Regions from separate parts of the Homo sapiens genome. Here all the other regions are linked to region 1. A link is a loop called in an ENCODE intact Hi-C map of the cell type or tissue named here. Cell type or tissue: heart right ventricle. All regions are shown on one strand.

The links. A loop is a pair of places that touch in the nucleus more often than their neighbours do. Peaks named below come from ENCODE experiments on the same cell type or tissue, not always from the same donor. Only the 100,000 strongest peaks of a DNase experiment are listed, where the experiment ranks them.
Region 2: a loop joins it to region 1, with 7 times the contacts of the local background. A loop is called at or near these places in 95 of 110 quality-filtered maps.
Region 3: it touches region 1 in a loop (11-fold over the local background); 84 of 110 quality-filtered maps call a loop at or near these places.

Annotation. Positions count from the first base shown.
Region 1 is chr7:30,796,835-30,804,834 of GRCh38, reverse strand. The region is part of intron 5 of MINDY4 (MINDY lysine 48 deubiquitinase 4); the gene reads right to left. The region is part of intron 7 of INMT-MINDY4 (INMT-MINDY4 readthrough (NMD candidate)); the gene reads right to left. Among named protein-coding and RNA genes, the nearest start is that of MINDY4, 29 kb to the right of the region's middle. RefSeq lists enhancers at 3,920-4,049, 4,916-5,035. In heart right ventricle, CTCF peaks have their summits at 3,749 and 3,951 (motif pointing left); DNase peaks (open chromatin) are centred at 3,954, 5,074 and 7,174; H3K27ac peaks cover 5,876 bases.
Region 2 is chr7:30,971,450-30,979,449 of GRCh38, reverse strand. It overlaps GHRHR (growth hormone releasing hormone receptor), which reads right to left. Exons shown (of 13, transcript NM_000823.4): 6 at 7,355-7,487; 7 at 5,312-5,465; 8 at 4,961-5,021; 9 at 4,410-4,479; 10 at 3,582-3,673; 11 at 2,892-3,021; 12 at 2,128-2,169; 13 at 1-331. The coding sequence ends at 206. Among named protein-coding and RNA genes, the nearest start is that of GHRHR, 11 kb to the right of the region's middle. RefSeq lists a silencer at 4,401-4,579 and an enhancer at 4,231-4,590. In heart right ventricle, CTCF peaks have their summits at 1,372 (motif pointing right), 4,235 and 4,443 (motif pointing right); DNase peaks (open chromatin) are centred at 1,379, 3,829 and 4,459; H3K27me3 peaks cover 2,630 bases.
Region 3 is chr7:31,119,508-31,127,507 of GRCh38, reverse strand. It overlaps the pseudogene LOC124901821. Among named protein-coding and RNA genes, the nearest start is that of ADCYAP1R1, 71 kb to the right of the region's middle. In heart right ventricle, CTCF peaks have their summits at 342 (motif pointing right) and 4,715 (motif pointing right); DNase peaks (open chromatin) are centred at 3,967 and 4,717; H3K27me3 peaks cover 659 bases.

The sequences.
Region 1 (8,000 bases):
CAGTCCTCTTCCCCCAGGTCAGGGCCAAGGATAATGATTAAGACTAAGGCCCCAAAAGCCAGAAAACCTGCATGAACTCAGACTGCTTGGTCATTTTGTGCCTCAGTTTCCCCACTTGTAAATATGTAAAGTTGCTGTCAGGATTAAATGAAGTAATACATCCAAAGCTCCTATAAGAGGGCCAGTCAGATAGTGAGGACTCAACAGATATCGACAGCATAATTATCCCTGAAACTATCCAGACTCTATCTCTGTGGAACTCTGCCAGATCCCTTATCACACTCATCTTTTTCTTAATCCTGTAGTACATATTTGTCGGGATGTCTCAGCCTCTTGGGAGCAGGAACCTCATCTTCAGCATTTCTCTCCCCAACACCATTCGAACAAGCAAGAGGCACTCTATAAATGCTTTGTTGAATAAAATTAAATACCATGTATTTAGATTGAGATCAAAAACTGTTTACTTTATTGGGAAAAGGCCCCACTTCTGAGGGACCTATGACCACAAAACTGGCCTCAACAGGAAATGAAAGAAATCCCATGGCTTTACTAACTTCTTGTGGAATGAGTAGAGAAAACAAAGTAGAATTTTCTGGAATGAGGCACACACATGGAATCTAGCCATACAGGAAGCTGCCCTGGCAGATCATCTTTGTGATTTGAGGAACTCTGCCCAATATGCCCCTAACATAACTCAGCATCAGGGGCCATCTTTCCAAAATGGAGACACCACCTCTGACAGTCACAGCAGAATTCCATCCCTCAGCCACCATTTGAGAAAACCAGCCCAAGAGTCATGAGGGAAGGCATACACCCAGTACTCCAGCAGGACTGAATGGGATTTGGCAAGGGAAAGACTTTGGCTCTCTCTATGTCAGGCCCCAAGGCATCCAGCCTATCACAGGGTAGGAACAAGGACGCCCATCTTTTCCCTAAATAAATGCCATGATCCTTAGGTGGAGCTATGAGCTTAGGTTTTCTCCATGACCCACCATAAGTGTACATTATCCAAAAATGTCTGCAAATGCAGCAAAACCCAATGCAGGCCGTAGAAAAACACGCTGGGGAAGAACAAGAGAGCTGCTTCAGTCTTTAGGAATGAGACCCCAGGGATACCAGCAAACTTTCCCCCCTACCCCAAAAACAAAACCTCAGGCTTAGAGCAAGGCACAGAAGAGTGATGAATATGTTCCAGGCACAGTAATAAGGCCTGAAGAATAAGACTGCCCCCTGCCACACAAAACTGGGTTATTCAAACCCACTCAGCCTTCAAGGCTCAGCTTAGCCCTGCTTCATCCAGAAAACCCCCTCCCTCTCCTCTAAGCTCCTACGGCATCTCAATTAGCACCATCCATCTGACCCTGAAACAGATCTGCCTGCTATTTTTAGTTGACTTTTTCTGTGTGCTAAGTCACTAATTCTGCTCTTCTATGAACTTCTTAAGTTAAGGAAAGACCTCATACTTCATTCTCCCCTTCCAAATTCCAAGCAAAGTCAAGAATCCATCTCAATTCTTATTTATTGGAATAATTCTGAGCAAAACTCAAAAAGGTAGGGACACAGACAAGTCACCCCTATACTCAGGCAGCTGACAGTCCAGCAGGAGGAACAAAGTAGCCTGTCAACTCTCTCCAGCGTGACATGTGCCATGAGAGGTCTGAGAAACAGATCATGTCCAAGTATAGGTACAGTGAAGAGATCAGGAAAGGCTTCTTGAAGAAGGCAACATTCCAGACGACTTAAAGATGGGGCATCACAGTTGGGACAGTGAGTTGGCTGGTTTGATTGGGTGGGTTGGTTAGTTGGTTGGATGGAATGGATGTTTGGATAGTTTGTTGGTTGACTAGATGGTTGGTTGGCCGGGTTGGTTAGGTTGGTTGGTTGGGTGGGTTGGTTGGTTGGGTGGGTGAGATGATTGGATGGGTGGAATGGTTTGTTGGATGAATGGATGGTTGGATGGTTGGTTGGGTTGGTTGGTTGGTTTGGTTGGTCGGTTGGGATGGTTGGTTGGTTGGGTGGTCAGATGGCTGGTTAGTTGTTTAGTTGGCTAGATATATGGTTGGGTGATCAGGCAGTCATGTAACTAGTTTTGTATGAACAAAAAAATTACTGAGTAAATTAATGAATGCCAACAGGCAAACTAAAGTTCAAATTGTTTCAATTATATGAAAGACTTACCACTTTTAAGTTTCACGATACTATCACAGACAGATTAGCATAACTTTCCCTTCCATTCTCCTTGCTAAGTGCACTCTCTCATTTGCTTGGCACTTATTATTGCCAGGTACAGAGACATGGCTGAGTAAAGACAGAGAAATAAGGCCCCATTCCAGGCCTCAAAAAGTTCATGAATATAAATATGAGTTATCAAATCATTGTTCTATACTGAGGGTTGTCCAAGATACTGAAGGAACAAAAGAAAGCAGCCAAACTCTGCTAACCAGGATAGGATTAGGGTGAGATAATCAAGAAGCCTAAGGTGCAAAATTTTAAGAGACCTTCCCTCTCAGGTTAATGCAGGTGTCCAGCCTGCAGCTGAACAACTGTGAGAGTGAGTAGCTCCTTACATTTTGCATCCTAGATGCTTCACCTCACTCAGCCTTGTTCTGGTCCTACTAACCTCTATGTGGGCCTTTATATGGGATTCTGGTAGCCAGGAACTGCTGGAACATAGCTAACAGAGCAGCACAAAAGCATCTTGGAGTGAGAAAAAAAGGAATACAGGAAAGATTCTCCATAATACCACTCCTGCTCTCTCACACTCATCTCCCAAATATTATCTCAGAGCCCAACAACTTCCTTCCATCTAACAGCTGCTACTTCTCCTGCATGGAACATCTTCCCAGCCTGTATCCCAGGACTCAGAACCTAGGATGGAGCTGGCAAGGGCCCAGGTGTGGTCCAAGGGAGATCTCAGAGCTGCCATGCTGATGTCCACAGATGGACAATACAAGATCACTCATCTTCCCTTCCAGGGGGATGTGTGGCCACTCTCTCACTTCTTTAGCCGCACTTTCTGGATCTCAAAGGAAATCTGAGTCAAGGGAAATCTCTTTCCTCTGCAGACGCATCAGATCAGAGACTTGGAAACCATGGAACTGAAGGTACCTTGGGGTTATAATAACCACACAAGGTTTAGGGGTCATCAACCCCATTTTTGGAGGGCTCAGAGTGGCCTGTAACATGCACTGGAGCTGTTTCTCATGTTTAATCTCCTGTGCCTACTTTCAGGAGGCCAGCAATCAGAAGGAGAAATGGCATTCCACTGTGGACTGGGGGCACATGTATAGGGTAAAATGTGATCAACAGGCTGAGAAGTGGGGAGAAGTGGCTGAGCATCGGGCATCAATGGCAGGTGTGGAGGACAGCTGTATCCACCACAGAAGAGAGGTCCCCAGAACAGGTTAAGAAGGTGAGGCTGAACCAGTGCAAGAGCCCAAGCAGGCCACTATCCACACAGGATGACCGGCATGCTGGAAAGGAAATAGGTATTGTGTGTCTCAAGAGTCAGATTTTGAACCTTAATAGTCTGATGTGAAGTCCAAATAATGCATAAAGACAAATTAAAATGAAAATTCTCCCCATTACTCATCCCATGAGGTGCAGATGTTTTCAGAGCTGGGATGCTCAGAAGCAGGGAACAGTCAATGAACCGCAAATGCCACATCCTCTGTAAGCCTCCTCCAAGTCCCGGCTGGCACAATTCATTCCCCCTCAGGACACAGAGAGGCATCTGTGCGCCCGTGGCTTTCACTCCAGATCTGGGGGCCTCCAGAGGCTCTAGAGGACCTGGGAGAGTTTGGGATGCACTTGTCTCTCTCCCCCTGGACTGCTTAAGAAAGGTCTGGTAGGGCCTGGTGAATGTCCCCTGAATTAAATTATGCAACAAGGGCAACGAGACTAAATCGCTGGGGTTGGGAGGATTGATGAAGATCTGCTGCCATCTACTGTCCATTCTTCTGCAAAACCTGAAAAACTGCCAGGCATCCCCAGTGTCAGAGGAGTGTTTCAATGCAAAGGCAGAAACACTGAGGCTTTGGGCCCTTGGCTGTATCAAGGCTGCAGAGACCCACAGCAGAACAAGGCAGGTTAATCTTCCCCTGGATCTGTGAATTAAAAGTACAGCCATTCCTTCTCCAATGTTACTGGTTTACCAGGAAGTCTTTTGCATTAAACACTGCCTCTCCAAGCCCAGGGCCCTCCTGCCCCCTCAATAGCGTCCCTTAACTGCTCCCTGAACTTCCACTCCTTTGTGAGGGCCACAATTTAGCACCCAATTACACAGGGCATCCCAGTGCACCCTGGGCTTCTGGAGGCAGGGAACCATATCATGCACTGGCATCCCCAGTGCCTACCTGGGCTATGACACCTCTGAACTCACTAAGACAAAAGGACGTGACCCAGCCACAAAGCCAGTAATGGGTAATATGATGCTCTTGCAGAGGGCTGCACATGTCATGATGGGAAAGGCTGTCTGAGCCTGGAAACAGTTTCGTTTCAGTCTCACCTTCTGGAGTCTGTATCCTAACCTGTAAAAGATCCCTGCTTGGCCCATCTCACCAGGGCATCCAATGCATCTAAGGTGATATCCAGGGACAGGCTTTGCAGTTTATCTTTACTGTAATACCTAGGGGTTGGGTGAATGCAGAAGGAGCCATGAGAACTGACATGGAGGCCACAGGTGTCCCACCCAGCTGCCTCAGACAGGTAAATACTTCCCAGCTGCTGTCAATGTCAGCTGCTAAGGGCTCACAGCTGCATCCTTTTCTGGAGAATCGTCCTTTGCCAAACTCATCTAGGAGGTTGCACACTGCCCGCCCCACTCCAGGATGGGCAGCCCACAGCCAATGACTAAGAGGGGCACAAAAAGCTCACTCCCTTGCCTTAAACATGGGACTAACTCTGAGTCAATTCATGCTCCACATCTCCCCAGGGGATCAGCCTGAGCCCTTAGCCCTCACACCTTTGCTGAGCTCCTTCCCCTGCCCAGTTCCACTTTCCTCACCCCACTTCCTCCTGAGAGCATGCCCCCAACAAATTACATGTACCGGAATCTGACTCAGGCTTGGCCCCTAGGGCATTGCTTCCCAAAGCTTGACACGCATGACATCACCTAAAAAGCTTGTTAAAACCCAGATTCCTGGGCTCCACCCCCAAACTTCTGACTCAGTGGGTCAGACAAGCTGTTTCTAAAAAGTTCCCAGATGATGCAGATGCTGCCAGTCCAGAGATCACAGTTTAAGAACCATTGTTCTTAGGAACCTAACCTGAGAAACCATTCAACAAGTAATAGGCAAAGGGGTTAGGGATGGTGGAATTTAACCTTGCCCTAGTCAGCCTGCCTTCAGCTCAAAATGCTGCAGCCAGGAACAGCCTGGAACAGGCCTCCAGTGACAGATGCTCATACTCAGGGCTGGGAGTGATTCCAGGTTGCTGTGTCCTAAATCCATTTACTATATACCCACAGGTGCTCAGAGGAGCCTATAGTCTAGGAAGGACTCCAAAGTCACAGGACCCTGGTTTACAGGCTCATTATTTACATAAGATGAGCCTTAGAGAGGTCAACTGAATCAAAGTAATTCAGAGATTACAAAAGAAGTCAGAAGTCTGGTCTAGGCATGTGTAGAGGGTAGAATTGGGGAGCCATTACAGAGCAGCCCATCCTACCCCTTCATTTACAGACAGGAGCACAGAGGCCCAGAGAGGCCTGGAGGTCTGCTCAGCAGACTGCAACCTGCAAGCACAAGACAAAGAAGTGCATGACATAAAGGCAAGATGGGGACTTGCTTTTACTGTCCTTAGACAGTAGCTGTGAGCAACCCTACTAACTTGGGCTCTAGTAATAGTCCTGGTGTGGAAGCCTCTTAAACAGCTTCAATAAAACCCCAGTGCCAGAGGAGAAATGTCACAGCACAAAAGTAACAGGACAGCTCACTGCTCACATGTGTGGACTGCAAGCACATGGACCCTGAACTAAGGCCACAGGAAGGCCAGTTCACAAAGAAACACCACTGGCCTGATAGAAAGTAAGATGCAGGGCTGGGCGCAGTGGCTCACGCCTGTAATCCCAGCACTTTGAGAGGCCGAGGCGGGCGGATCACAAGGTCAAGAGATTGAGACCATCCTGGCTGACATGGTGAAACCCCGTCTCTACTAAAAATGCAAAAAAAATTAGCCAGGCGTGGTGGCGGGCGACTGCAGTCCCAGCTACTCGGGAGGCTGAGGCAGGAGAATGGCGTGAACCCGGGAGGCGGAGCTTGCAGTGAGCCAAGATCACGCCACTGCACTCCAGCCTGGGCGACACAGCGAGACTCTGTCTCAAAAAAAAAAGAAGAAAGTAACATGCAGACCAGAGGTATAAATTATGGCCCAATGACCATGACCTAAACCTGCTTCTCCCACAGTCTTCATTTCAGGGAACGGCAACCCCCCTCTTACAGTTGTTCAGCAAAATCTTTGCAGTTATCCTTGCCTCCTTTCTTTCTCTAACACAGCACATCCAATCCATACACGAATCCCAATGAGATATGTGGTTTCGGTCAATATCAGACCACATATATCACAGTGGTTCCATAAGATTATAGTATCATATTGTTACTGTACCTTTCCTAAATTTAGATGTGTTTAGATAAACAAATACTTCCCATTGTGTTACAATGGCCTATAGCATTCAATACGGCAACATGCTGTCCAGGTGTGTATACTAGGAGCAACAGGCTAAGCCATTTAGCCTAGGTGTGTAGTAGGCTGCACCATCCAGGTCAGTGTAAGTACACTCTATGATGTTTCCACTTCAGCAGTCTCGAGGAGAGAGACAGGTGCACCCCAAACTCTCCCAGGTCCTTCAGTGCCTCCAGGGGCCCACAGATGTGGATGCGCTTCTGAAAATGCACTTCTCAGAACATAGCCCTGCTGATGTATGTCTGTATGTATGTATACACCCATATTCTAGCCCATGTCTCACCACCTTCACTGCCATTTCCCTGATGCAAGCCACCACCAGCTCTCTTCTACTACTGCAGTTGCCTAACTGGTCTCCCTGCCTCCACACTTGCCTTCCTCCTTCCACACTTGAATCTATTCAACACAGCAGCCAGAGGGACCCTATTAAAACACAAGTGAGATCACAGCATGTCTCTGCTCGACCTCCAAAGGCTCCCATATCTCCTAGATGCGGGAGTATCCAAAGTAAAAGCCAATGCATTCAGCAGCTTCCAGGCCCCACATGACCAAGCCCTTGCTTCCTTTCTTGCTTTTTTTCCTCTCTCCCTCATGTAGTCCAGCCTCAATCAGTAACATGCTCCCACTGCAGGGCCTGTGCACAACTGCTGTCGGCATTTGCGTCCAGAGATCAAAGTGCAAGTTCCCTGTCTCCTTTCTGGCCTCCTCTCAAGTGTAACCCTCTCTGGTAGGTTTTCCTGGCTACCTCTTTATAAAATAGCAGCTCTGTCCCCAGGGCTCCCTGTCACTCTTCCATGATTTATTTTTCCCCTTAGCACTTGTAATCCTCAGATATGTTATATATTTCCTTGTTTTGGTGTTATTGTGGGCTGCCTCGTCTCACTGGAAGTGGAAGATCCAAGAGGGCAGGGACTCAATCTGCTTTGTTCACAGCTGACTGGCTGGTGGGTCTGGCACACAGTAGGCCATCGCAGGTGGTGTGCTGGTAAATGTTAACAACTGGCTCTCCAGGGATGGGGACCTTGATTTGCTGCATTTGCCAATCTCCATGGTATAAATATTCTAAACATGACCAATTCCAAGCTACCAATGTGATGTCACTGAATGCAAAGTTAAGAAGGGGCACTAAAAATCAGCATTCGAAGCCAGTACAAGCCATCTTTAACATACTGCTGGTCCTTGCTAAATAGTTGTTGAATAAATTAACTGAATAAATGAGTATGTCTGTGAATTGACAGGGTCTTTTTTTTTTTTTTGAGGGTATGACTCCAGGAATTCAGAGTCTGAAATCAAGTCTACCCAAAACCAAAGGATCTGTA
Region 2 (8,000 bases), 170 kb before region 1:
CACAGAGGGACCACAGAAGTCAGAGGTAGACATACAGGGACCTCAAAAGAGAGTCAGATGCAGAGACAGGGAGGAAGGGCTGCACCTGCCCCGGGCTGGGTAACAGCTGGGGTGGGGATGTGGCCCCCTTGCTCCTCCAGAGCATGGCAGACCCGTGGTAGCTGCCCAAATTCAAGTGTGGACTCCAGTGGCGTGATGAGGCAGCCTAGCACATAGATGTCAGCACCTTTGCCGCCGAGCGGGAAGGCGTGGTCCACTTAGCACGGGTCCTCCAGGCTGGCAGAAGCTCAGGGTCATGGCCATGCCACTTCCGTGAGATCTCAGTCCTCACCTCCAGGGACAAGGAAGAGGACGTTAGGAAGGTCCCCCTGTGGCTTTGCTACTCAACCCCAATGAGACTAAGGTGCAGGGAGAGGCCGTGTAAGAGAAACAGAGACATGGGGCAGGAAAAGTCATGCTTGGCAACAGGTACTGCTAAGTACTACCTCTGGAGGATACTACTTTTTCCTTCCTGTGAGTATTTCTCACCATTCTTTTAGCTCCTTTCTCTGCCTTTTAGCCCTGCCTTTGTCTGAGCCCAGTTAAAGACATTTATAGGTGCTTTCTTGAGTTCCTGGCCAAATAACCACCCTGTTCTCTCTTAATCACTTAGACCACTCCTTGCTCTGGGATTCAATTTTGTGAGCTCAACTCTGGCCACTGGAAATCTGTCCAGAGGACATGACCTGAAGGGAGAGAGGATTCAGAACTCTGTCTGAGGGGTTGCAGTTGAGGAAACTGAAAGTAAGTAAAAGAAAAGTAGCCTGGGGCAAGATGGAACGGTGGGATTGGGGGGTGGGGGTGCTGTCTGTATCTTCACATCTCCAAGGGGCTTTCAGGGGCATAGGGTGCTGAGAGAATGTGCCTCATGCAGTAGAGCCGAACTGGGGTTGTGGTGAAAGATAAAAGGAATCAGATATCTGTTCAACATAAAGATGATCTTTCCACAGCTGCCTGACAACAGAAAGAGCTATTGGGATGTAGTAAGCTCACTGTCACCAGAGGTATGTAACCACCTGGTCTCCGGCACTGCTTCCCAAGACAGCTCCCTTCACACCTCTCTGTGGAAACACTTTTTCCACACCCCACCAGCCTCAGCCTGGGATGCTTCTTGCCCCTCCCAGGACCCCCAGGGCCCATGGTCTGCTACAGCCAGACACCAGATAAGGCTGCATGGGACTTAGAGAGGTCAGGTGAGGAATAAAGAGAGGGAGAGTGGAAGGAGCAGTAAGGGACAGAGGTGGCAGATGAGATGGGAGCAAAACTCCACAGCGAAGGGGACAGGGCATCTGCAGCCAACTCTCACAGAATGCAGAGCCCATGGCAAATCCATGGCCAGCAGAGGGAGCGCATGGCCCTGCAGGTGCACAAAGGTGGAACTTGGGAGTCCGGGGCATTGAGATCAATTCTCCCCCGCCTCTCTCCCCAGAGCAGGACTGTCCTAAGGGGGAAATTCAGTGTCTCCTGGGTGGAATTCACTTTGCGTCAGTCTCTGTCGTGTCCCCACGTTTCCACATGTGCAGCAGCACCATCTGTTCTGTCTTTTCATGTCTATCTCCCCTTCTGTCCACTCTCTTTGTGTGTCTGTTTTCTTTAGGTGCTCTCTCTGTTTCTTGGGCTCCAGATCTTCCTCTTTGTCTCTGCATCTGATTATTTTCCTAGTTCCCTGTATGTTTACCTCTGACTTTCTTGGCTCCTCTATCTGTTCTCTCTGATTGTCTCTCCCTCAGCTGGCGTACCCCCTCCCCAACTCTCCTTTTTGTTCAATTTTAGGAACACAGAATTGGGGGATTCCTTCTGACTCCCTACCCTAATCCCCCTCCTTATCCCTGAAAGGCCTCCTCCACCTCCTGAAGAGTAGCTAGTAGAACTTGGCCCAGCTCAGAGGAAGGATGGATAAGAGATGTTTACAGGAAACATTCCGGTTCAGCTTGATCCAGAAGCTCAGGACAGACTACCACAAAAGCTCACAAGAGTGAAGGTGTGGCCTGAGCTGGGGTTTACAGGGCCTGAGTGGGAGAGAGGAGGAGGGGCCTTAGGTCTGGTGGGAGGGGGACTCCATGAGGGATAGCCTCAAAAATCACACACCTCTTGGTTGAGGAAGCAGTAGAGGATGGCAACAATGAAGCCCTGTGGGTCCAAAGAAGAAAGACCCCATCAGAACCCTTTGGCCTGGCCTGAAGGTGTCCACCGTCTTTCTGCTACCTTTTCCCTACTCATCCCCAGGCTATGGCTTGGGCCAGGTTTGATTGAAAGGGGAATTTAAATGCATTCATTACTTACTATGTGCCAGGCATATTGTCATAGAATTGTCATAGCAAGCCTGCCAGGGCTGTACTGTTGGCCCCATTTCTCTGACTTTATTTCTGCATCCCTTGTGAATGAGCACAACACTTGGCACATAATAGGGGATCAGTAAGAGTTGAATAGATTGGATGGATGGGTGGATGGATGGATAGATGGATGGATAGATGAGTGGGTGGGTGGATGGATGTATAGATGGGTGGGTGGGTGGATGAATGGGTGGGTGGATGGGTGGGTGGGTAGGTGGTTAGGTGAGTGGATGGATGGATGGATGGATGGGTTGGTGGGTGGGTAGATGGATGTATGGATGGATGGATGGATGCACGGATGGATGGATGGATGCATGGATGGATGGATGGATGGAAGAATGCATGGGTAGTTGAATACGTAGATGGGTGGCTGGAAGATGGACAGACAGACAGATATTTGAATAGATGGATGAAAAACATAGCCCTCACCCTGTCATGAACTCAGCCAAGGCCCGTGGGCAACAGCACCTCCCTCCAGCACCCTCAATGGAAAGAAAGAGTGCCTGTGGGGGCCCTCACCTGGAAGGAACCCAGTCCCAGCTCCAGGGGGAGGCGGATGCCCAGGCCAGCATTGTCTGGCAGGAAGTTGAAGATGATGTAGTGAATTCCAAAGAGTGGGATCAGGAAAAGTGTCGACTTGGAGAGACGCCTGCAGGAAAGACAAATCCTAGGCTCCCAAGACTGGGATTAGAAACTGTCGTGTGCACTTCATCTCCTCTCACTTCCTACCACCTCCCTATATCCACTCTGTGGAACAGCCACCTTGGGAAACGCCACCTCCCCACAATCACTCTGGGCTTTTTTATTTCTGGGCGCTGGATCCTGCTGATTCCCCTACCAACTGTTATTGCCCCAGTTTATCCCAAAGTCTATGCATCTTTCAAAGTGTGGATCAAAACCACTTCCTCCAGGAAGTCTTCCTTGACCACACCACCCTTCAACTAGAAAGGATCCCTCTCCCCAGGCTCCCATAGAAATTGATCCCAGCACTCATCGTTCTATTTGGCATGGGAGCTGGCTGTTTGGAGTCCTCATCCTTCCAATATTGTGATCCCCTAGAAGGAAGGGGCCAGGTCTATTCTGTCTCTGGGAACATAGGGAAGAAAGAGTATGGGGCTGAGGTCATGAGTGCTTATTGGATGAGACAGACACATTGAATCCCCCTCCAGTTACCCTTTCCCAGTATCCCCAGACACAAACACACAGTACCAATACTGAGACTGGGTATGGAGGCTGCCCTGAGCTGGCTCCAGTTTCCTCACCAGGATGCGGATAATATTGAGAAAAAGCCCAAAGTTCACCTGGAAATAGAGGCATAGGAAGGTGGAAGACAAGGGTCAGGGGGTAGCCTTGGGTGGCTGGGGTGAGCCCCAGCCCATTTGGGGACTAGAAAATTTAAATCCTTGAGACGTGAGAATGTGCAGGTGAATGAATGCACAGATCATTGCTCCAGAACTGGTAGCCTGGAGATGGGGGGGCGGGGGTCCCACATTTGAGCATTGGACAGAGAAGGACCAAGTCCTGGGATCAAGGGGGGCGATCAGGCCTTGCCACCTGCCTCCAGCCACCTCCCAGGCTCTTCTCTAGCACAAAGCAGATGTCCCTCACTTTGCACAGTTGCTAAGTTGCAAAACATTTGTACATTTACCAAAGCCATGCAAAGCAGTCTTCACTGCCTCTGTGTTGTGTGTGAGAGCAGAGGGAGGAGAGGGGTTTAGCTGCAGACTCCATTTACTGCCCCCACCCGGCACCCCTAGTCTCTCACTGTGGTGGTAAATGATCTGCAACCAGCACATTAGGCTCATCAAAATTGAGCTGGAACAGCCTGCATGCTGATGGAGACCACCACCCCTCTAGTTTTACCAATGGGATACTGAGGCCCAGAGAGGGCCTCACAGAGAATCAGTGGCAGAGCAAGGCTGGAGCCCAGTTTTCAAGACACCCAGCCTGGAGTTGCATTTCCTGCTGTGCACAGCCCGTCAGTAGTTCCAGGGAAGTTGACTGAATAAAGCAAAGGGCACTGGCCCAGGGACTGACCCCGACCGAGAGGACAATGGGCCCTTTGATGATCCACCAGTAGGGGGAGGTGTCGTCCAGGTCCCAGCACCTGGGGAGAGAGGAAAGAAGGCCGTTGTTGGAAAGTCCCCTTCACTGTGGTGACGCAGGCACCTCCCTCTCAGGCATTCATGCCTTCTGGTCTCACCCACCTCCCCTCCAGCCTTTTCTCCTGTCTCAGCCAGTTAAGGTCTCACCCAAAGGGGCACCCCAATCCAGGCTGGGCTCACCCTTTCTATCCACCTAGATGGACAAACGTTTCTGAACTCTGTTCAATGCCTCCTTGCTGGCCCCCTGGCAGCTCCCTCACCCCACCTTCCCCCAGCCCCACAGCCCTGGGAATCTGAGCTCCACTCTCCTGCCTGGCTCATGCCCCTTCTGTGCTACTCACAGACTGTTCTCCCACCCCCCATCCTAGCCGGGCAGTCCCTTCTCCTCCTCTTCCCAGCCTGGAGAACAGCCCATGGCCTGACTGTCCACTCCACACCCCATGTAGGACCAGCGGGTATGACAAGGTGGCCGCTCCGACTCACGCGATGTCCTCGAAGGCCAGTTTGCAGCTCACCCACGTGCCAGTGAAGAGCACGGGCAGCCCTACAGGAGTACAGGGAAGACACAAGCGAGGGAGTCTGCATCCTTGACTCTGAGATCTGGCGCCACCTCCCACCACCACCATCAGCCACGTAGGGCACTGCAAAGGCAGGGCCAGGCAGGACCCCAGAGCCAGGGCCCTGGTCCCACCCTCCAACACTTGCTGCCGGACTGTGGCCTGTCCCTCTCCTTCTCTGGGCCTCAGAGTGAGGTGGAGGGGCCTTTATGTAAACTCCCTGGGCCTTTCCAGCCCTTTACCTCCCCATGGTGCCCAACCCGCCCTCAGTGCTCACCCCAGCCAGCGAGAACCAGCCACCAGAAGGCTCTCCTTGAGCTGGGGGAGGTGGAGGCCAGGAGGCAGTTCAGGTAGACGGCTTCTGCCAACAGCCAGCTGAAGTTGGTCATGGTGGCGAAATGGGAGGCGGCCACAGAGACCTTGCATAGAACCTGGGGGCCAGGACCTGGGTGCTTCAGAGCTGGGACACCCACTGGAGCCCCATCCCAGTCTCCTCTACCCTACTCAGATACAGAACCTCCAGGCCCCTCCATGTTAGGCTGGGACCTGCAGCTCCTTGGGCCACCCAAGAGGGGATGTGGTGATATACAGTGAGGGTTAAGAGCACAGATTTGGTATCTAGACAGCCTGGCTTCTAATTTACTATCTATTTCCTGTGCAAATCTCCTCACACCTTAGCTTTTCATCTGTAAAAGGAAAAACCTCCAATACCTAGATCAAGTCCTCATCATAAGGATTAAATGGAAACTGCCTAAGACTTGCTTCTATTTTCACTTACCCCCATCCTTCCTGAGCTGAAGTCAATCCCTAGAGCTGTGACTTATTCAGCCACAGCTCTGTCTTGCAAAAAACACACACAGGCACCCGTGCATTCACTCACTCACTGCATGACTTGATCACCTGCCGGCAGGGGAGCAGGACCACCTCTGAGTTCAGTTGGCCCAGGTTTGATCCCAGCCCCACCCGTGTGCCACTGGGTGACCTTGCCAACTGTCTCTCCTCTACAAAATGGGATTAAAGTGATGCTTTCTTCTTCAAGCTGTTTTAAAAATTCAAGAGATAATGCCAGCTGACTCTTGAACAACAAAGGTGTGAACTGCTGAAGTCCATTTACACATAGATTTTCTTCCATCTCTGTCACCCCTAAGACAGCAAGATCAACTTCTCTTCCTCCTCCCCCTCAGGCTACTCAACATAAAGACGATGAGGATGAAGACCTTCATGATGATCCACTTCCATTTAAAAACAGCCAATTTTTATTTTCTCTATGATTTTCTTAAAATTTTTTCTCTAGCTTACTTTATTGTAAGAATACAGTATATAACACGTGTAACAGACAAATATGTGTTAATCGGTCATTTATGTTATTGGTAAGGCTTCAGGTCAACAGTAGGCAATCAATAGTTAAGTTTGGGGGACACAAAAGTTATACTTGAATTCTCAGCTGAAAGGGGGGTCAACACCACTAAACCCACATTGTTCAAGGGACAACTACATATGTAAAGCACTTAGTGCAATGCCTGGCACAAAATAAGTGCTCAGTATGAAGTATGATTAATTCTTTCATCAGTTAATTGAGGTCATGTGTTAGTTTGCTCCCTGATTTCGCTGTTCATTTCCAGCACACTTGCAGAGGATCTAGCAGGTGCTGGGTCTCCACATTCTGCCCAACTTCCCTTTAATTTCAATTGCCTCTTATTGTCTCCACCCCATCTCTCCCATGGTGCCTTCCCAGTTTCTTGGACATGGCCCAGGTCCTCCTGTCTTTGAGAGTTTGTTCACCCTGGTCTCTCCTCTTGAAATGTTCTCCTTCCCCATCTCCCTATTGTTGCTGCCAATACAGCTCCAGGGTCCTCTCCTCCCTGAAGCCCCCTCTCGTTCTCTCCTAGCTCTCAGCTTCCTCCACTTGGGAGTCCCCTAATCTGTGTGCATTCTGTCCCATGGGCTCTTCCTGAAGGAGGGACCCAGCTCCTCCCAGCCCCTTGCGTACACACCCCCAGCACAGACCTATGAGTGCTCAGGGAGGGGTGAAAGGAAAGGAAAAGGCTGTGCATAGTGAAACGTGGTCTAGGTTGGACTACAGAACGCGGAGTAGAGCATGCAATATGGGAAATGACATGGATCGACACCACAGTCCAGGAAAGGCGTGAGGACTTAGGGGGTGACATGGGAAAGGAGCATTTTCCTGTTCTGTAATTGGCCATGCGGGAGCCCCAGGGTCAGCCCACAGGGCAGGGAAGCCTGACGCAGGCACATCTGGGTCTGTAATCCTACCTCCTCTCTCCCCCACCTGCCCAGCCCCTTCACCCATGGCCATTACAGTGGAGAAGCTGCAGTGGTCAGTGTCGTCGCTGTGGAAAAGGGCAGCATCCTTCAGGAACACAGCTCCCGCCTTGAGGATAAAAGTGGTGAACAGCTGGGTGTGGACGTAGTTCCGGGGGCAGTGGAGCCTCCTGGGGGTAATGGGAGAAATGAGGAACAAGAAGCAAGCAGGGAGAGGGGATTCTGGTGTGCTGCAACTGGGCTGAACAGGGCAGGAGGTGAATCGAATCAAACTGGATGCAATCAAACTGAATTGAATTGAGCTGAACTTGAGGCTTCAGTTTAACCCTTGCAGGACAGCTGAGCAACCATTCCTGTGCTCAGGGTAAGTGTGGAAAGAGAGGAATATCTGGTCCCTGCCTCGAGGGTGCTCACAGTCTCAGGGAACAGAGGCAGAAACGGCAGGTACTGCCCATGGGAGCCCCCTGGATGATCAGAGACACTCATCCCCATGAGACCAAGAACAGCACAGGCCAGATGCAGTGCTCAGACTTCGAAGGCTGGAGGAGGGGGTGGGGTCTTAAAGGGGACAGTGGTCAGAGAGTTATAACAGTCAAGAGGGGCTCTGGGCAGGAGGCAGAGGACTGTCAGATGCAGATAGGAGCTGGGCTTTCTCAGTTATAAATACACTGAGAACAATGAGG
Region 3 (8,000 bases), 320 kb before region 1:
TTGAGGTGATGAGATATGTAGGTACAAGCATCTACTTCCTTATGTCTCCTAGTGTTGTCCAATAAGAGCATTTACTTACTGGATATAAAGCATTACAATTTAATGCCCCCTCTTTCTCCTTTGTTTGCAGCCAGATCATTATAATCCCTTTAAAAAAATAAGTAATATATATGCATACTCATACAGACACATACACAGACACATAGATACTATAGATTTCATCTCAGGAGAGTAAACTGGGTGCAACAGTCATATTGAGCTACATTGTGCTGAAAAGGGTTATTTCTGGCTCAAATTACATGTGCACATTGTTCTTTGCTCCAGCAGAGGGAACAAGAGCATGCCAAATATACAGGTTTTTAGTGTTTTAACAACAAAGTGGCTCAGCTTCCTGCTGTTCATTGACCACTGTATGCCACATGGTCACACCCAACTTCAGCGACCTTGGGCCAAAGTCACCCAACTCTGTTCCCTGAAAGAAAAGGATCAGAATATTTGGAAAATCCCTAATGACAACCCAAGTGTTAAAAAAAGGAATGTTCAATTTTGTGGAGTTGTTAAGTCTTACATTAGGAAGATCCTATCCCACACAAATTAGAGAAAAATAACTTCGAATCTAAGGTGAGTCTGCATCAGAGTCATCATAGGAGCCTTTTTGGAGGAGGTGAGATTTGCAAGGTGGGCTGCTAGGTTATGGGAACAGAGGAAGACTTTTCAAAAGTGGACTGGGTGGCCATCAATGACAGACTGGATTAAGAAAATGTGGCACATATACACCATGGAATACTATGCAGCTATAAAAAAGGATGAGTTCATGTCCTTTGTAGGGACACGGATGAAGCTGGAAACCATCATTCTGAGCAAACTATCGCAAGGACAGAAAACCAAACACCGCATGTTCTCACTCATAGGGGGGAATTGAACAATGAGAACACCTGGACACAGGGTGGGGAACATCACACACCGGGGCCTGTGGTGGGGTTGGGGGAGTGGGGGAGGGATAGCATTAGGAGATATACCTAACATAAATGACGAGTTAATGGGTGCAGCACACCAACACGGCACATGTATACATATGTAACAAACCTGCAGGTTGTGCACATGTATCCTAGAACTTAAAAGTAAAATAAAAAAGTCTACTGGGTGGAAGATGGATATCATTCAGGGTGCTTTAAAGAATACCAGAGAACAGGTGGCTTATAAGCAACAGAATTTCACTTATAGTTCTGGAAACTGAGAAGCCCAAGATCAAGGTGCCTGCAGAGGTCCAAGATCAAGGTGTCTGGTGGGGACCCACTTCCTGGCTCATCCATGGCCGTCTTCTCTCTGTGTCCTCACATGGCAAGAAGGAGGAAGGGAGCTCTTTCGGATCTCTCTTATAATGGCACTGATTCTATTAATGAGGTCTCCACCCTCATGATCTAATTGCCTCCCAAAGGCCCCACCTCCTAATACCATCCAACGGCGGTTAAGTTTCAACATACGAATTTGGGTGGGGAGGGGGCCGCAAACATTTGGTCTGTTGTAATGTGGAAAGCTAGAGAATGAAGTATCTTGAACACCTACTGTATACTGACAGGAGCTGGACACTGTATGCAAGATTTCTATGGAGAAGCCATTTGCCCTAAGTTACACACTTTGGGGTTCCTTTCTGTTCTACCAGGCAGCCTCTGAGCGGGAGAACAGGCTGAGCCAAGGCACACTGGCTGGAAAGCTAGAGGCTTGTTTAATAGAGACAGGATTCTGGCCTGGCTATTGGGATCCTAAGAAGGAAAAGGGCAAGTGGGCATTATGGAGGACCCTGAAGTTCACTTATTTCCACCAACTTCACTGGTTAACTCCTGTGTAATGGGATTTTGCTGTGCCCATGAGGCATAGGAAGATGAATAAAATACATGCCTGCCACCAGGCTTATAGGTCAAAAAAAAAAGGACATTTTCTCTCCTGAGGCTGTAGGCCTTAGGAAGGCTTATGGGATCAAAGGACAGTGTGGCTGCAGGACATTGGCATGGAGAATGGAATCAAGAGAGCAGCTATGCAGGATGCGTCAACCCTGGGCTCTCTCAAAGGCACAGTTCCTTTGTCCCAGGGGCATCTCTTGGGTAGTCACAGGTATTGGCTGCCTTCCTTTAGACCAGAGGACCTGGGCTGCGCAGCAGGAGGGAGTGGCAGATGAGCAAGCATTACCGCCTGAGCTCCGCTTCTTGTCAGATCAGCAGTTGCATTTGATTCTCACAGGAGCTCAAGCCTATTGTAAACTGCACAGGGAGGGATCTAGGTGCATTCTCCTTACAAGAATCTAATGCCTGATGATCTGAGGTGGAACAGTTTCATCCCAAAACCATCCTCCTGCCACCCAGTCCCTGGAAAAATTGTCTTCCATGAAACCAGTCCCTGATGCCAAAAAGATTGGGAACCGCTGCTTTAGAAGGCTGCCTCTCTGCGGTGAGTCCAGAACCCAAACAACATGCTTCAGTGCTTGTAATGTTACATGGAAAGCCCAGAGAATGTTTCAAGATCCCAACTACAGACTTTGGTTTATTTTGGGTTTTGTTTTTTGTTTTATTTTGCTTTGCTTTGTTTCATTTTGTTTTGTTTTTGAGACAGACTCTTACTCTGTCACTTAGGCTGGAGTGCAGTGGTGCGATCTCAGCTCACTGCAGCCTCCGTCTCCCAGGTTCAAGTGATCCTCCCACCTCAGCCTCCCAAGTAGCTGGGACCACAGGCATGCACCACCACCCCTGTCTAATTTTTTTTTTTATTTTTAGTAAAGACGAAGTCTCACTATGTTGCCCAAGTTGGTCTCAAACTCCTGAGCTCAAGGGCTCCTCCTGCTGGGGCCTCCCAAAGTGCTGAGATTACAGGTGTGAGCCACTGTGCCAGACCCCAAATACAGACTATAGAATAAGTTTGGTGTCAATGCCATGATTTAAAGTGAGTATCCTCAGCAGGAACTCAATGGAAGTTGACGTTGACTGAGCCAGTACCATCAGAGATGAAGAATTATGACAGGAGAAAGGTTCCAATTGTTATAACTAGATAAATGAATCACCTAATTTCTCAAGGGTAAATTTTTGGAGAATTGTAGGAAAATGGATCTGGTGACAGTATCTGGTTGCCATATTTTATTTTCACTATTGAACATAAGTTGTCTAGGTACGGTGGCCACATCTGTGATCCCAGCACTTTGGTAGGCTGAGGTGGGTGGATCGCTTGAGCCCAGGAGTTCAAGACCAGGCTAGGCAATATGGAGAAACCCCATTTCTAAAAAAAAAAAAAAAAAAAAAACAAAAAAATTAGCCAGGTGTGGTGTGGTGCACACCTGTATCCCAGCTACCCAGGAGGTGGTGGGAGGATCAATTGAGCCCAGGAGGTCAAGGCTGCAGTGAGCTGTGGTCCAGTCCCTGCACTTCAGCCTGGGAGACAGAGTAAGACCCCGTCTCCAAAAAAAAAAAAAAAGAACTTAACTGAATTCATCTTATTCTCCATTATTTGTTTCCTGTTTCTTTCCCTCTCTGCTAGAATTATTGTGCCAGCGATAACAAGATTGTCATATCTGCTGCTATGCCCCAAGGCCTGGAAGAGTGCCCAGCTCATTGAAGGCACTCAGTCAATAAGTGTCAGTAGGCTAGATGAACAGTTCTTCCATGCCTAGATCTAACCTGACCTTCAAGGCAAGTTTTCCCTAATCCTGAAACTGGACCTTATCTTTTCTGGGCCTTGTTGATGGCACATGTTTTTGTCTAGATTCTGTAGCAGTAGAGCCTGAAGTAGAGATCCTTGAGCAGGGATCTTACAGAAGGAGTGCATGGGGAGACACTGAAGGGCAGTGAGGAAGCGGGGATGGGTGGAGGAAGGAGCCAGACCTCAGCAGAATCAGCCTCATGCTGATCCAGCAGGAGCCACTGATGTCAACCACAGAGGTGGTCCCAACCAGAGGCAAGGCGGCTGGGCGGTTACCCCTACATCCCTCAGTCACTGGCTACCGGCCACCCTGGATGAGAAAGGTGAAGGGGGTAGTCTTACCCCTCAGAAATCTGCCAGCAATTGTCTGCAGAAGAGGGCAGGGTAAGCTCTTAGCAACCCAACCTGCAGCCGCTGGACTGGGGAAGGCGCCTAGTCCTGGCACTAGCAGCTTTGGGGAGGATGCATTTCCCTGTTTGCCTTCTTTTTAGAGTCTTTATTAACATTCTTAAAAATAATAAAGCTTCTTGAGATCAAGATTCTTATCTCTTTAACTTTCATGTCCTCAAAAGCATCGGATGATGGACTTAGTAAATATCTCAATGAAAATCCAAAGATGGATAGATCAGTTATGTTAGTGTTTACAATCTAGTGTGAAAATTCTTAGACACATGTTCACTTTCTAAATGACACCAAAGCCATGCTTCTTATATTTATGTGGTCTCAATAAATAAGTTTTCTGTATGATCAGAAAAAAAAAAGTAAATGTGTGCTTTATCAAAAAAATATAAAGGGTTAAACCACTGCAAAATCCTCTGTAGGACACATTCTTTCTACAGGCAATGTAAGACTAAAGTTTTTCCTCCAAATGTAAATTATAGTAAATATTTTAACTTGTTCTTGCCCTTCATTATCTCACTTATGAGTCATTGTGTGGAAACAAGCCTGGTTGGCAGAAAAATCGGAACTGGAAAGAGCTCCTGCTATTTCCAAAGGGGAGCTCTTGGCTGCTCGTGTTACCAACCAAATGACCAGAAGAGGGCAGTGCACACCCAGACGCTGAATTTTGCCCTAAGAAGCCAAGATGGGGAACTTGTTGAGGGGCAGCTTGGCTGGGGGAGGAGTGGCTCTGAGTTCCAGACATATTCTGTTGTCTGCTGCCTCACCCGCCACTCAGGCTAAGTGACTGTGGTTGGGTCACGGCCCGCTGTAAGTGTTCCTCTGCTTGGGATCTGCCTTTCTGTGCTTCCAGGTTTGCTACTGTAAACCAAAAGGTGCCTGCAACAGGTCTCAATTTAGAAGTTTATTTTGTCAAGGTTAAGGATTCATGCCCGAGAGACAGGTCTGTGCCTTTCTCCAAAGATGATTTTGAGGACTTCAATACTTAGAGGGGAAAGGGTAGCTACTGGGGGAAGAGGAAGACATTTTTAAAAGGTGTGAGTTCATAAGAGGCAAACAGTCGCATTCTTTTGAGTTTGATCAGCTTTTCTCTATGCCAGAAGGGGTAGAGGAACAGTCACTTATGAATTCATCTAGCTCAGTGGATCTGCACTTTTACCTAAGATAAAATAAACATAGGGCAGAGGAAGCAATCAGATATGCATTTGTCTCAGGGGAGCCGAGGGATGGCTTTGAGTCCTGTTCTTTGTCCCGTACCTATGAAGAGAAGCTATCAGTGTACTTTGTCGGGGTGAAATTCAACAGAACTGTTTCAGGGTTGAGACACTGGGTCCCAGAAGGAATTTCCCAGTGGGCAAATTGTGAGCGAGGGAGGGAGGGAGGATTTTTTTTTTTAATCTTTGTAGCTATCTCATTTAGCAATAAAATGAGAGACAGGTTTGCCCCCAGTTCCCAACTTCACTTTTCTCTTTGGCCTACTGATTTGATCCTGAGATTTCTTTTCCTTTCACACTGCCCCATGGGCTGGGCCCAATCTCAGGCCTGGTGTTGCTGAGAAGCTCAGTGCAGCCTGGGTCTCCCATAGGCCACAGGGCAGGCAAACCTCTCCTCAGAGCTGAGTGTGTGGTTCCAATCAGGGATGGGGCTCTAGCCAGTCATTGGGGGGCCAGTCAAAGCTGAAGATGGGGACATTCTGAGGACCAGGGCTGGGTCTGATATTTTGATTGCTTGAGTGGGCGACAGAGAGCAGTGTTTCCTTAAATTTCCCCCCAAAGATATAAATCATGCCCTTCGCAACCTAATCCTTTCCTCTGTATCCCTTTCACTCTGGTGGGAGGACTCCTTTCCAGCAAAATTCTTTCTTGGGAGCAAATAAGGACTGCAAACTGCCAGGTCCCTTTCCCAGGGAGGGGCCTTTCCATTGCCACTACATCATTTCCAGGGCCTAAGTGTGAGGCCTGGAACCTGCCTACTCCTTTCCCAGGAAGTGAGGATGAGGATGAGGATTGGGCTTTCATGGGAGAACTCTCCATGGCTTCTACCAACCCTGGGGCCAGTCCCAGTGGATTCTAGGGGCAACAGAAGACTCCCAACTAAGCTATCCAGCTCTGAGCCAGCTGCCAGCTCTTCCCCACCCAGTCATTTCCGCTGCCTGGTTCTCAGCCAGCTCTGGAGCCATGGGGCAGGCTGGGATGAGGTCTGGGCTTTGGTGAGAGTAGCCCCTTGGTTCCTGAAGGTGTGAAGCCTGCCCCTAACTGCAAAGATAAATGAGGACTGCAAAAGGACCAACCAGCTCCCCGACTCACCACTTCAGATGACTTCTAGGTCTAGAAGCCCTGGGGAGCCAGAATGAATCCCGGATCCTCCTGGGGAAAGCTACTCTGTTTTTTATAACATTGTCCTGTGGGCCAGACCCAAACTCAGGCCTGGTGTTGCCAAGAGGCTCAGTGCAGCCTGGGTCTCACACAGGCTACAGGGCATGCAGACCTCTCCTCCAAGCTGAGTGTCAGGTTCCAAACAGGGATGGGGCTGTAGACAGTCCTGGGGGTGCCCAGTCAAAGCCAAGGATGGAGGCCCTCAAGCCTTCCCCTCTCAAGCCTGGGGCAAGAGATGACCCAGCCACCTTCCTCTCAGCCAGTTGCTGGTTTCTATTCCACTCTTCATAGACCATTAGCAGCATTTGATCCAGATGACTGTCCTCTCCTAGAAACCCTTTCTTGGCTTCCCTGTCACTACACTCCCCTGGCTTTCCTCCTACATCCACACTCTGGATTTCTGTTGTCAACTGGCATCGTTCAAATATATTCTGGTAAAGAATTTTCCAGAACTAAAGACTTGAATTAACAGACTGGCAAAAGTATAACATGTGCCAAACAGGGTAAGAATGAAACTGTACATCAATAATAAAGACCAAGCTTAAAGGCAACCAAAGAATGAAAAAAAGTGTCAGGCTATTTTTATCTTCAAAAACAATAAATGTCAGTAGCAATCACAGTATAAAAGTGTTGAAAGAAAATAACTGCCCAACTAAAATACACAGCCACTTTCTGAACTCAATCTTATAAAGACTGAGTGCTCTCCCCTACACAGAACTACTTCAAAAGATTAACTTCAACAAGAAGGAAAGATTGGAAATCAAATATTTTAAGCAAAGAAGTATATTGATAGAGCTCAATAAGCTCAAACTACAAACAATTGTAGGAACTATATTTAGGATTTTAAATAAGGTATGTCTAAAAGAGTAGACAACAATAACAGATTCTGCAAATGTAAATCTTGGAGAAAGTTACACATGCTTAAGTATGTATCTTGTTTTGGAGAAGGAAAGAAGGATGATCAACTTTCAAGTTTTATGGAAAAACATAAAATTAGGTATTTTGTTAAAATTGTAAATGTAAACAACACAATTAGAATAGAATGTATATTTGCCATATCAGTAAAAGAAAGGGAAGGGAAATAAGATAATGCAATGGAAGGCAAAAAAAAAAAAAAAGAGAGAGCAGATGAGCAGGTAGGGGGTGAAACAAAGGCATGGCGTATAGACTGTAAGGTCATGAAATAAGCTCAAAATGTCCTCAGTCGCAGTGAATAACCATAGACTAATTATGCCCATCTAAACACAGGCTATCAGTTGGGATTAAAATAAATTTTTCATCAATATGTTACATAGAGAAGATATATCTAAAATATAAAAAAGACAGCCCCTTCCACTCTATGAGGACACGGTGAGAAGGCACCATCTATGAACCAGACAGCAAGTCCTCTTCAGACACCAGATCTGCCAGTTCCCTGATCCTGGACTTCCCAGCCTCCAGAAGTATTTAAACAGTCAAGTAAAATCAAGCTGGATAATCATGGCAGAAAGTGAGCTTGATCCCTATGAATATGTTCTCATGAATATGCGATGAGAAGGCTGA